Linked DNA regions of Homo sapiens: region 2 is linked to region 1. The links are chromatin contacts, found by Hi-C or POLR2A ChIA-PET in ENCODE. All regions are on one chromosome and are shown on one strand. The core of a region is the stretch at or near the end of the contact, and the rest is flanking DNA. Distances in the headings are between cores, read along the strand shown. Region 1 holds the start of SREBF1 (sterol regulatory element binding transcription factor 1). Region 2 holds the start of RAI1-AS1 (RAI1 antisense RNA 1).

Region 1 (4,484 bases), core at 626-3,125:
CCGAGATCATGCCGCTGCACTCCAGCCTGGGTGACAGAGAGAGACTTTGTCTCAAAACAAAAAACAAAACAAAACAAAACAAAAAACAGTGAGGCAGATCTGTTGTGATGATGACTCCAAAACACCCTCCCTGCCTCTGCAGAGGGACTGCAGAAAGGGTTATTCCCATTTTATAGATACAGTAGCTGAGACTCAGAAGTGAGGTATTGGATCCAGGTCACACAGCAAGCAGGTGAAAACCCAGATCACCTGCCTAGCTCTGAAGAAAATGGTATTTAGGCTTCACCCAGCACTTCCTATCCCACCCCCTCCCTGGGAAGGGCTGTTTAAATTTTCAGGGAAGTCACCAGCTTCCTGCAGCCTCTAGAGTGTTGGTGGGGGTGGGGCACTGAGGAGAAGCCAGCTTTGTTCTCTGTGTTCTCCAGCAGTTGTTCATCTGGAGGGAGTGGGTCCTGGGTGGACCCTTGAGCAGGGCTACTTGGGGAGATGTGGTTTGGCGACCCCTATGACTTCTGGCGCCGCTATTCTGGGTAATTTTCCACCGCAGCCACTTCTGGGAGAGGAACAAAGGGAGCTGGATGTCCAGGCTGAGCCCCAGGGACTTGGGCTCTGTGGCTTCTCTCCCCCACACACCCCTTCTAAAATGCATCATGAATGTTACTCCTGCTTAGGGCGTGGCCAGATAGGCTATATCTGGAGTTTGAGCAAGGCAGTCTGCAGGATGGCTTGACTTATGAAGGTCTGGGGTCGGGAAGGCCTGAGGCCCAGGCCCCTGATGAGTTTCCTGGACTGCCCTCCACCAAGGGTGCTTCTCTCTGCTTGCATACCTCTGGGGACAGGGAGCTCACTGCCTTATCACATTCAGATTCCTGAATGTTAATTCTGGTTTATTTCAACCCACCTCATTGGGACCCCTTCCCTCCTTCCTGCCCCACCTGGCTCTGTCCCTAGGCCACAGAACCAGGTTCGGTTTCCAGCCCTCTTCTCAACAGGGCTGCCTGCTCTGATCTAGTCCCAGCTTGTGATGATCCAGGGCAGCCTGGCTCTGATCTAAAGCACAGCTACCTCTTCCTTGCGGCCCCTATCCTGGCTGCTCCTGGGAATAAGTGCCAAATCTGGGGTCAGACAGCCCTGGGGCCAGTCTTCCTTGGGTACTGGCTTCCTCCTTCAGGAGCTGCACTGGGCCCACTGGTATCCTATCCCTACAGCTGGATCTGGGAGGAAACCAGATGACGAAATTCCAGCCTCTTTCTTTGGCCACTCCTGTCCTCAAGAGGCCAATCTTCTGGTTTCTTTGCAGAGAGGGGGCAGGCTGATCTCACAGGTCATGCTCCCCTCCACATTGTCACTAGCCTCCCAGCCTGCCCGTGAGAAAGCATCATTAGGCCCATGTTACAAATGAGGAAAATTGAGGCAGAGTGATGTAACTGGCCCAGCAGTTACATCAGGCCTGCTCACAACACAGCAGGCCTGGGACCCCTATAACTTGGATCCTGGTCTGTCTTGTTCTAAAGAGTCAAATCTAGGAAATGAGGAAATGAAGTTTGGGATGGGCCCAGGCCTGGGGCTTCCACTCGGCTTCCTTGCTTGGTGCTGGAGAAACAGAGGCCCAGAGAGGGGGCTCGGCTTGCCCGCGTTCCCGCAGCAGCCGGCCAGAGGCCGCTGCCATTGTGCGCGAGGCTGGATAAAATGAATGACTGGAGGGCGCTCTGGAGGAGGGGCCGGCTGAGGGGAGATTTGTGGCGCAGACCGGGGATCAGGGGTCCCCCGCTCTCTCAAGGTGGGGCGGGGCCGTCTATCTGGGAGGGCGGGTCCTCCCCGAAAGGCCCCGCCTCCGCCTCGACCGCCCAGCAGAGCTGCGGCCGGGGGAACCCAGTTTCCGAGGAACTTTTCGCCGGCGCCGGGCCGCCTCTGAGGCCAGGGCAGGACACGAACGCGCGGAGCGGCGGCGGCGACTGAGAGCCGGGGCCGCGGCGGCGCTCCCTAGGAAGGGCCGTACGAGGCGGCGGGCCCGGCGGGCCTCCCGGAGGAGGCGGCTGCGCCATGGACGAGCCACCCTTCAGCGAGGCGGCTTTGGAGCAGGCGCTGGGCGAGCCGTGCGATCTGGACGCGGCGCTGCTGACCGACATCGAAGGTGCGTCAGGGCGGGCAGGGCTTGAAGCTGCGCCGGGTGGCGCGAGTAGGGGGCGCGCAGGTGTCTCCCTGGCCTTTGTCTCCCCCACGGGCGCCAGCTCCGTGCTGTGCTCGCGCGGGACTTCCCGGTGTCTCTGAGCTCGGTGTCCCGAGCCTCACCGAGCCTCCCTGGTTCCCGCGCTAGCGTCTCGGGCCGCGCGCTTGTGGGTGAGGGCTCCTGGGCCGGGCCGGGGTCCCTTGGCGGCTCCGGGCCGGGACACGTGCGCCTCTACGCGTCCCAGGCCGGGTGCCGCCCGACCGGTGACTCTCCAGCCCTGTGATGGCCACGGCTGAAGCTGGGGACCCAGGCGTCGCCGAAGCTCCGCCCCAGCCCCAGCCGTGACGTAATTGCGAGGTTACTCACGGTCATTCCCTCCGGCCCGAGAGTTCAGCTCGGCGTCGGAGCTCTTGCGCATGCGCATGGGCGCTGCCTCGCGCCCTTCCCCCGCCTCGTGTCGGGTTCTCCCGGTCTGCGACGGGCACAGCCTCCGCACTCATTCACTGACATCCACCGAATGCCAGGCCCCGTCTTAGGCACCGAGGGTTTACAGACAGACCTGGGTACCCCCTCTTTTAGGGAACACAAAAATCTCCCGGGAAACCAAACGGGTATTTAGTTGTACCTTGGGTGGAGCGAGGCTGGGGGAGGGCAGGGATGTGGCTACTTTGGGTAGAGCGGTCAGGGACTTCTAAGCTGAGACCTGAGGGTCACCCCCAGGACCAGCAAGGAAAGATGTTTTCCAGGCCACGGCAAGGGAAGGGCAAAGGCCTCGAGGCAGGGCCTAAGTGTGAGGAGTTAGAGGCTTGCAAAGGAGTGAGGTCAGGGAGGAGGAGGACGCAAACCGACTTGGTCGGCCAGGGAAAGGGCGGAGCAGAACAGTGGCACCGGCTTCCATCTTTGGAGCATCACCCTGGCTGTGATGAGAAGGGGTTTGGGGCCAATGGTGGCACCAAGTGCCAATTAGGAGGCCCGTTGCTTCCATTTTGTAGATAGAGCAAACGGAAGCCCCTAGCAAATTGCCTGCATGGTTTCTGTGCAGGAGTTTTAGCAGCACTAGCTAAGTTGCACTTGGTTGATGAGGAAACTGAGGCCAAGGTCGCAGGAACAAGATGCCTAGACTCACAGCCTGAATGGACATGTCCATGGAACCCGTGGCCACCCTGGGGTTGGCAAAACAGATATATCTATGCCACCACCACTCCTGCCCTACTGCAGCCTTGCAGATGAGCCCAGCTGGTTGCCAGCCCCAGAAGCTTCCCAGCCCTCCCTCCTTCCCCCTGGGGCTGGGCTAGGGGAGGACCCCAGAGGAGAGGCCCTGATTGTGAGGCTTTTCCAAAACAGCCTCCCCTATCCCTGGCACGAGGGGTTGTCCTTCACTGCCCTCTGGAGTGATGAACCCTGAAATCCCAAGCCCTAGGGAGATCTGGGCCTGACTCAACTACCAGTTCCACATCACTGGGCCCAGTGAGTGTAGTCCCAAGAGGCAACGTGACCAAGCCAGGAGGACATGCGCTTTGGGGTCAGAACTTGAACCTGGACACTCCTCACTTCCTTTGTCATCCTGCTCAAGCCCTCTCACCCTCTAAACCTTAGTTTCCACCTCCAGAAAAATGATGCAAACCCTCCCTTCATGGGCAAGTTGGACAACAGAACCCGTTCTGGGCCACAGGTCTGATACAGACCTTTGTTTGTTTGTTTGTTTGTTTTCTGCAGTGGCGCAATTTTGGCTCACTGCAAGCTCCTCCTCCTGGGTTCACGCCATTCTCCTGCCTTAGTCTCCCAAGTAGCTGGGACTACAGGCGCCAGCCACCACGCCTGGCTAATTTTTTGTATTTTTAGTAGAGACGGGGTTTCACTGTGCTAGCCAGGATGGTCTCGATCTCCTGACCTTGTGATCCGCCCGCCTCAGCCTCCCAAAGTGCTGGGATTACAGGTGTGAGCCACCGCTCCCAGCCCAGACCTTTCTTACTGACAGAATCTGGTCTGGGCCAGAGGTCTGATACAGACCTTTCTTACTGACTCATGGATAAAAACATTGTCTCTCCAGAACCAAAGGCCAGGCATGGGCAGCCATGTGGCCCAAGGTCTAGTCTATGAGAGAGTGGGGGCAGTCCCAGCCCCTTGAAGACTGGGGGCAGCCCCTTCTCACTAGGCAGGGCTCAGCTTTACCCACTTCAGTAGAGGATTTTTCAGTTTTTATTCAAACTTCCTGTTTTTCTTCCCAATTACACACATCTTTTTTCATTGTAGAAAACTTAGAAAATGCAAGTGAGCAAAAAGAAGAAAATAAAATCTTTAGACCTGGGGTGGT
Region 2 (4,484 bases), core at 994-3,493, 71 kb after region 1:
GTAAACTGGGCAAGCCACCTGGCCTCGCTGGGGTACTGTTCTCCTCTGAACCAAGGCCCATTCAGTCCTGCCTTCACCCTCCAAATAGCTATTGAGCACCGTGGATGTGTGGGGTGCCCTGCCAGTCTGCCCTAGGGATTAATCCTCTTGTTAAGAGTGGCCTCAGAATTTGTGGGGCTCAGTGCAAAATGAAAATGTAGGGCCTCTTGCTCACAAAGTAATAAAAACTCAAGATAGCAACAGCAGAGCAGCATGCACCAAGCACAGGCCATTTCTGAGCGCCAGCCCTGGGCAGCTGCACAAGTTAAGGGCCACAAAGATAGTCCTGGCTAGACCATGGGACCAGGTGCCACCCCCTGACAGTGTCCCCTACGTCCCAGGCATTCTGCTGAATGCTGCAAGAAGGTCATGATTTAATCCTCATATTACACCTGTGACATCACAGATACCAGCAATCCTCAGGGTAGCAACAGTTCCTCTTTACTGAGCACTTATTATATGCTAAGAGTTCCACTTACATTAAGCCAATGAACCATCACAACCACCCGGTTCTGGAGCTTAAGAGATAGGGGTTCAGAGAGGCAAAGTCATTTGCCCAGGATCACGAGATGGGAAAGTGCTCAAGGCTGGAGTGAGCCCACGTTTCTGAGCTTACCGGCTCAACTACGTACTTGGTGGCAGTGCCAGCCCTGTGCCCACCCTGCCACAAACATCACCAGGCCCACCTGTGAGTAGCAAGGCTGGAATAACAAGGCCACCATTGCAAGGAAAACACTGAGACTCTTGGCGGGAGCCTGAGAAATGTCCTTCAGTCTCTCCCTGCAGAGAGGCAAAGGCTGAGGCTTAGGGAGGGCGATGACCCCTGAAGGATCACAGCACACAGCAAGCCTTCCAAACCCCAGTCCCCACAGCCCAGCTTCCAAAGACATTTTTTTTCTGACCTGCCAAATGCTCATGATCTGAAGCACAATGGAAAAGGCAGGATGCAAAAGCAGGCATTCAACACAATCCCAATTTTCTTAAACAAACTGGGTGGAAATGCACGAAAGTACTAACATCAGTGTGTTCTCAGCAGAGGGGCTGGAGCTGACTTCATTTTCTTCTTTACATTCTTTAGTATCTTTTTTTTTTTTTCAGCGAGTTTTTTTAAAAAGACCAACAGCTCTGAGTTTTCTAGAATGAATGGGAACAGGAATTTGTAGAACCAAATTCTGGTTAATGGAGAGTTGCCATAGATACGGTGTGGGGATTACACATTCCCCAAGATCCAGAGCATAACACAATAATTCTGGGCCTGCTGTGGCCTAGGCCTCTCTTCCCTTCTTTGTTGAGGATTCAGTAGGCTCCTCAGGCCCCGGGGTCCTCCCTGGGACATTTCCACCTGGCTCGTTGGGGAAGTCAGTGCTCTGGACGGTGTGCACCCCAGCAAAGGGCTGTGGGGGGTTCCTGGAGCTGGGAGTTGACTGGGCCAGGGCTCATTGGGAAGCATGTCCATGTGTGTGCTATGCCCTCCTGCCCAGTCTCCACTCTGGCCCTCACTGGTCCCTGCCCCACTCCGCCCTCCCCTCCCATCTGAGACCTCCCTCAGACTCACACCACCCCACCCTCTCCTGCTCGCAACCCATGGGCTTCCAAAGCCACAAGACCAGATTCCTGCCCTCCCCTGAGCTGGCCCCTGCCACCATCTATCTCCAGCACCCGCAGTGCTCTCCCAGGCCTCAGAGACAGTGGCTCCTTTCCTGCCTCCACACCTTTGCTGTCTGCTGCCTGGAGCACCGATTCCTGTGCCAGGCTGTGGCCATCACATGGGGCCTAACAGTGCCGCCGCCTGTGCGCCTGCCTGTCATCCCCAGCAAACCCTACCACGCTGCCTGCTGGGGTCCCCGCCCTGGGCCTCGCACAGTGCAGTGCTGGGGAATCCATCAGCAGTGCTCTCCGCCTGCCTTGGAGGTGGGGCTGGGTTGAGGCCCCAGCACGCCCCAGTGCTGACGCCCAGAGTTCGGCAGACAGAGCAGAGCCACCTCCTGCCCAGAGAGCACCCTGGGTCTCTGGCCTGAGAAGAGCTTACAGCTCCTTAATAGAAGCAGGCCTCGGACGCGCCTGAGTGACACCACGCCTGGCTGAGAGGTGGTGGCTCGCATCAAAGCCTCATTTTTCTTCTTCCTGTTAGGCGCTGAAACAATTTACATAGAGCGCCCCACATGTGTCTGCGACAAAGATGCATCTTTCTCATAACTGGCAGGCATCCTCCCTCGGCTTCCCAGACACCCCCATCAATGCCTGGCCCCCTTCCTTAGGAGTGGGGGTCTCAGAGACATGAGGCTTGGGGAGGCCAGCCAAAGTAACAACTAGGCCATATGTTTCTTAAAAACAAAACCCAACAGCCCTTAAGGGCTTGGGGGTGGGGAATGCATCCTGCAGGACCAGGACAGCTGCACGGGACACTACAATGTGAGTTCACAAGAAGGCCGCCTGGCTGCTCAGGGGCTGGCCTGGGCACCTCGGAACCAGGCCTGGACCCCAGGTCTTCCCTGTGATGAATCCAAGTTCAAAGGCACCAGCTCCAGCACCTACCGCTCAGGCTGGGAGGCTCCAGGGGCAGCTCCCAAGAAGCCCTGTCTTCTAGAACCAGAGCCTGAAGCCCCACCATTCTCCTGGCTTCATTCCAGGCAAAGGATTACCCATGCTTGGCTTCTAAGAAATGCCACACCCCAAGAGGGTAACAGGGTAAGTCTTACCACCCCTGTGAGCGATCAGCACTGGGGCCCTTCATCCTGTGTGTCCAAGAGTGGGGAACAGAGGCAGGCTGAACCCCAGCCCGAGGCCCCAGGGCAAGTGGTCCCCTCCCCTGACTTAAAAGATGGGCCGTCTTCCCTCTTGTGAAACGGGTGACTTGCAGGGAGATTCCTCACACGTGTACCTGGTGGAAGTGAGTTCAGTGCATTCAAATATTATACAACTATTCTTGCCTGTGTACTAGAATGTGCTATAACACCACCGTGTGACTCACACAGTAAGGCCTACGTCTTGCCGTTTGGGGCTGCACACTCAGCCTCATGTGTCTGGGCCTTGCTTTACACGATTTTCATCTTGTGTGTACAATACAGACCCCCAAGTCGCCTGGAAGACAAGTCCACGCTGGGGATGTTTCTGGATTCTGAGGTGGAGGAGCCCTAGGGCTGGGCCCACATACCTTCCCCTCCACCTCCTGCCTGGACTGTACCTCGGTCTCTTCTGTGTGTCCAGTAGAGGCTTCTTAAATGCAAATGAGACCATGGCAGTTCCACTTCCAAGGCACACATTGAATGGGAACTCCACATACAGGAACCAAACAATGTGTTGGAGAATGTTCACGGCAGGTATATTCACAAGATCCTCCAACTATTTTAGTTTTCAAAAAAATGTTTGAGAGATGAGGTCTTGCTATGTTGCCTGGGCTGGTCTCAAACTCTCCTCCCGTCTCAGCCTCCCAAAGTGCTGGGAATACAGGCGCAAGCCACCGAAGATCCTCCGATTATAAACAATCCAAGTGTTCATCAAAAGTAGGAGGGAGAAATAAGCTGTGGCATATGCACACAATAGAATACTACACAATAATGAAAAACCACTGCCACACACAGCACAGATAGGTCTCATAAATAGTAAAAGAAGAGGAGGCCAGGCGCGGTGGCTCATGCCTATAATCCCAGCACTTTGGGAGGCCGAGGTAAGCAGATAGCTTGAGGCCAGGAGTTCAGGACCAGCCTGGCCAACATGGCAAAACCCTAAAAATACAAAAATTAGTTAGGCGTGGTGGCAGGCACCTGTAATCCCAGCTACTTGGGAGGCCGAGGTAAGCAGATATCTTGAGGCCAGGAGTTCAGGACCAGCCTGGCCAACATGGCAAAACCCTAAAAATACAAAAATTAGTTAGGCGTGGTGGCAGGCACCTGTAATCCCAGCTACTTGTGAGGCCGAGGCACGAGAATTGCTTGAACTCGGGAGACGGAGGTTGTAGTGAGGCGAGATCGCACCACTGCACTCCAGCCTGGGTGACAGAGCAAGATTTTGTCTCAAAAAAAAAAAAAAAAAAGAGGAAAAGAAGTTGGACAGAAAAGGTTTCATGTCTGTGAAACTCAAAGGCAGACAAAAGTACTCTTGGGCAGGAAATGCCTGATGAGGGGGATAAGGGACATCTGGGGGCTGGTGATGTTCTTTTTCTTGATCTGAACTTCAGTTATACCCGAGTGTGTTTGGTTTGCAGAAATTCATCAGCTGTCCACCTATGATTCGTGCTCTTCTCTGTATGCAAGTCAATAAAAAGTTAAAAAGTAAAACTAAATGAGGCTGCAGCCTACTCTACTCAATCCCTCCCAAGGCTCCTCACCTTGCTCAGGGTAAAGTGCTGAACCTTCTTGGTCTTTGTGGTCAGTGTCGGCACCACCACCAAATATTTCCTGTCCTCCTCAGCCAAAGGCAGCAAGCGTGTCACTAGCCCATAAAGA

What was found. Hi-C counts contacts between places; a loop is a spot of excess contacts on that map. ChIA-PET counts read pairs that join two places held with the same protein, here RNA polymerase II (POLR2A). Pooled maps may share reads with other maps.
Region 2: a loop to region 1 is called in a pooled map, with 7 times the contacts of the local background. The contact joins the promoter of RAI1-AS1 here to the promoter of SREBF1 in region 1. A Hi-C loop is called at or near these places in 9 of 168 maps with a recorded cell type or tissue (B cell, CD4-positive, alpha-beta memory T cell, CD8-positive, alpha-beta T cell and 4 more), 25 of 37 single-sample maps with no recorded cell type and 19 of 50 pooled maps. POLR2A ChIA-PET finds 5 or more read pairs at or near these places in 18 of 52 experiments (B cell, BJ, CD4-positive, alpha-beta T cell and 13 more).

The regions. Positions count from the first base shown.
Region 1 is chr17:17,834,377-17,838,860 of GRCh38, reverse strand. SREBF1 (sterol regulatory element binding transcription factor 1) reads left to right here and starts at 1,875. Exons shown (of 19, transcript NM_004176.5): 1 at 1,875-2,134. The coding sequence starts at 2,044. RefSeq lists enhancers at 294-1,195, 1,196-2,098, 2,099-3,000 and silencers at 1,867-2,026, 2,217-2,496.
Region 2 is chr17:17,764,061-17,768,544 of GRCh38, reverse strand. It overlaps RAI1-AS1 (RAI1 antisense RNA 1), which reads left to right and starts at 2,243. Exons shown (of 2, transcript NR_130894.1): 1 at 2,243-2,727. The region is part of intron 2 of RAI1 (retinoic acid induced 1); the gene reads right to left. RefSeq lists an enhancer at 2,220-2,279.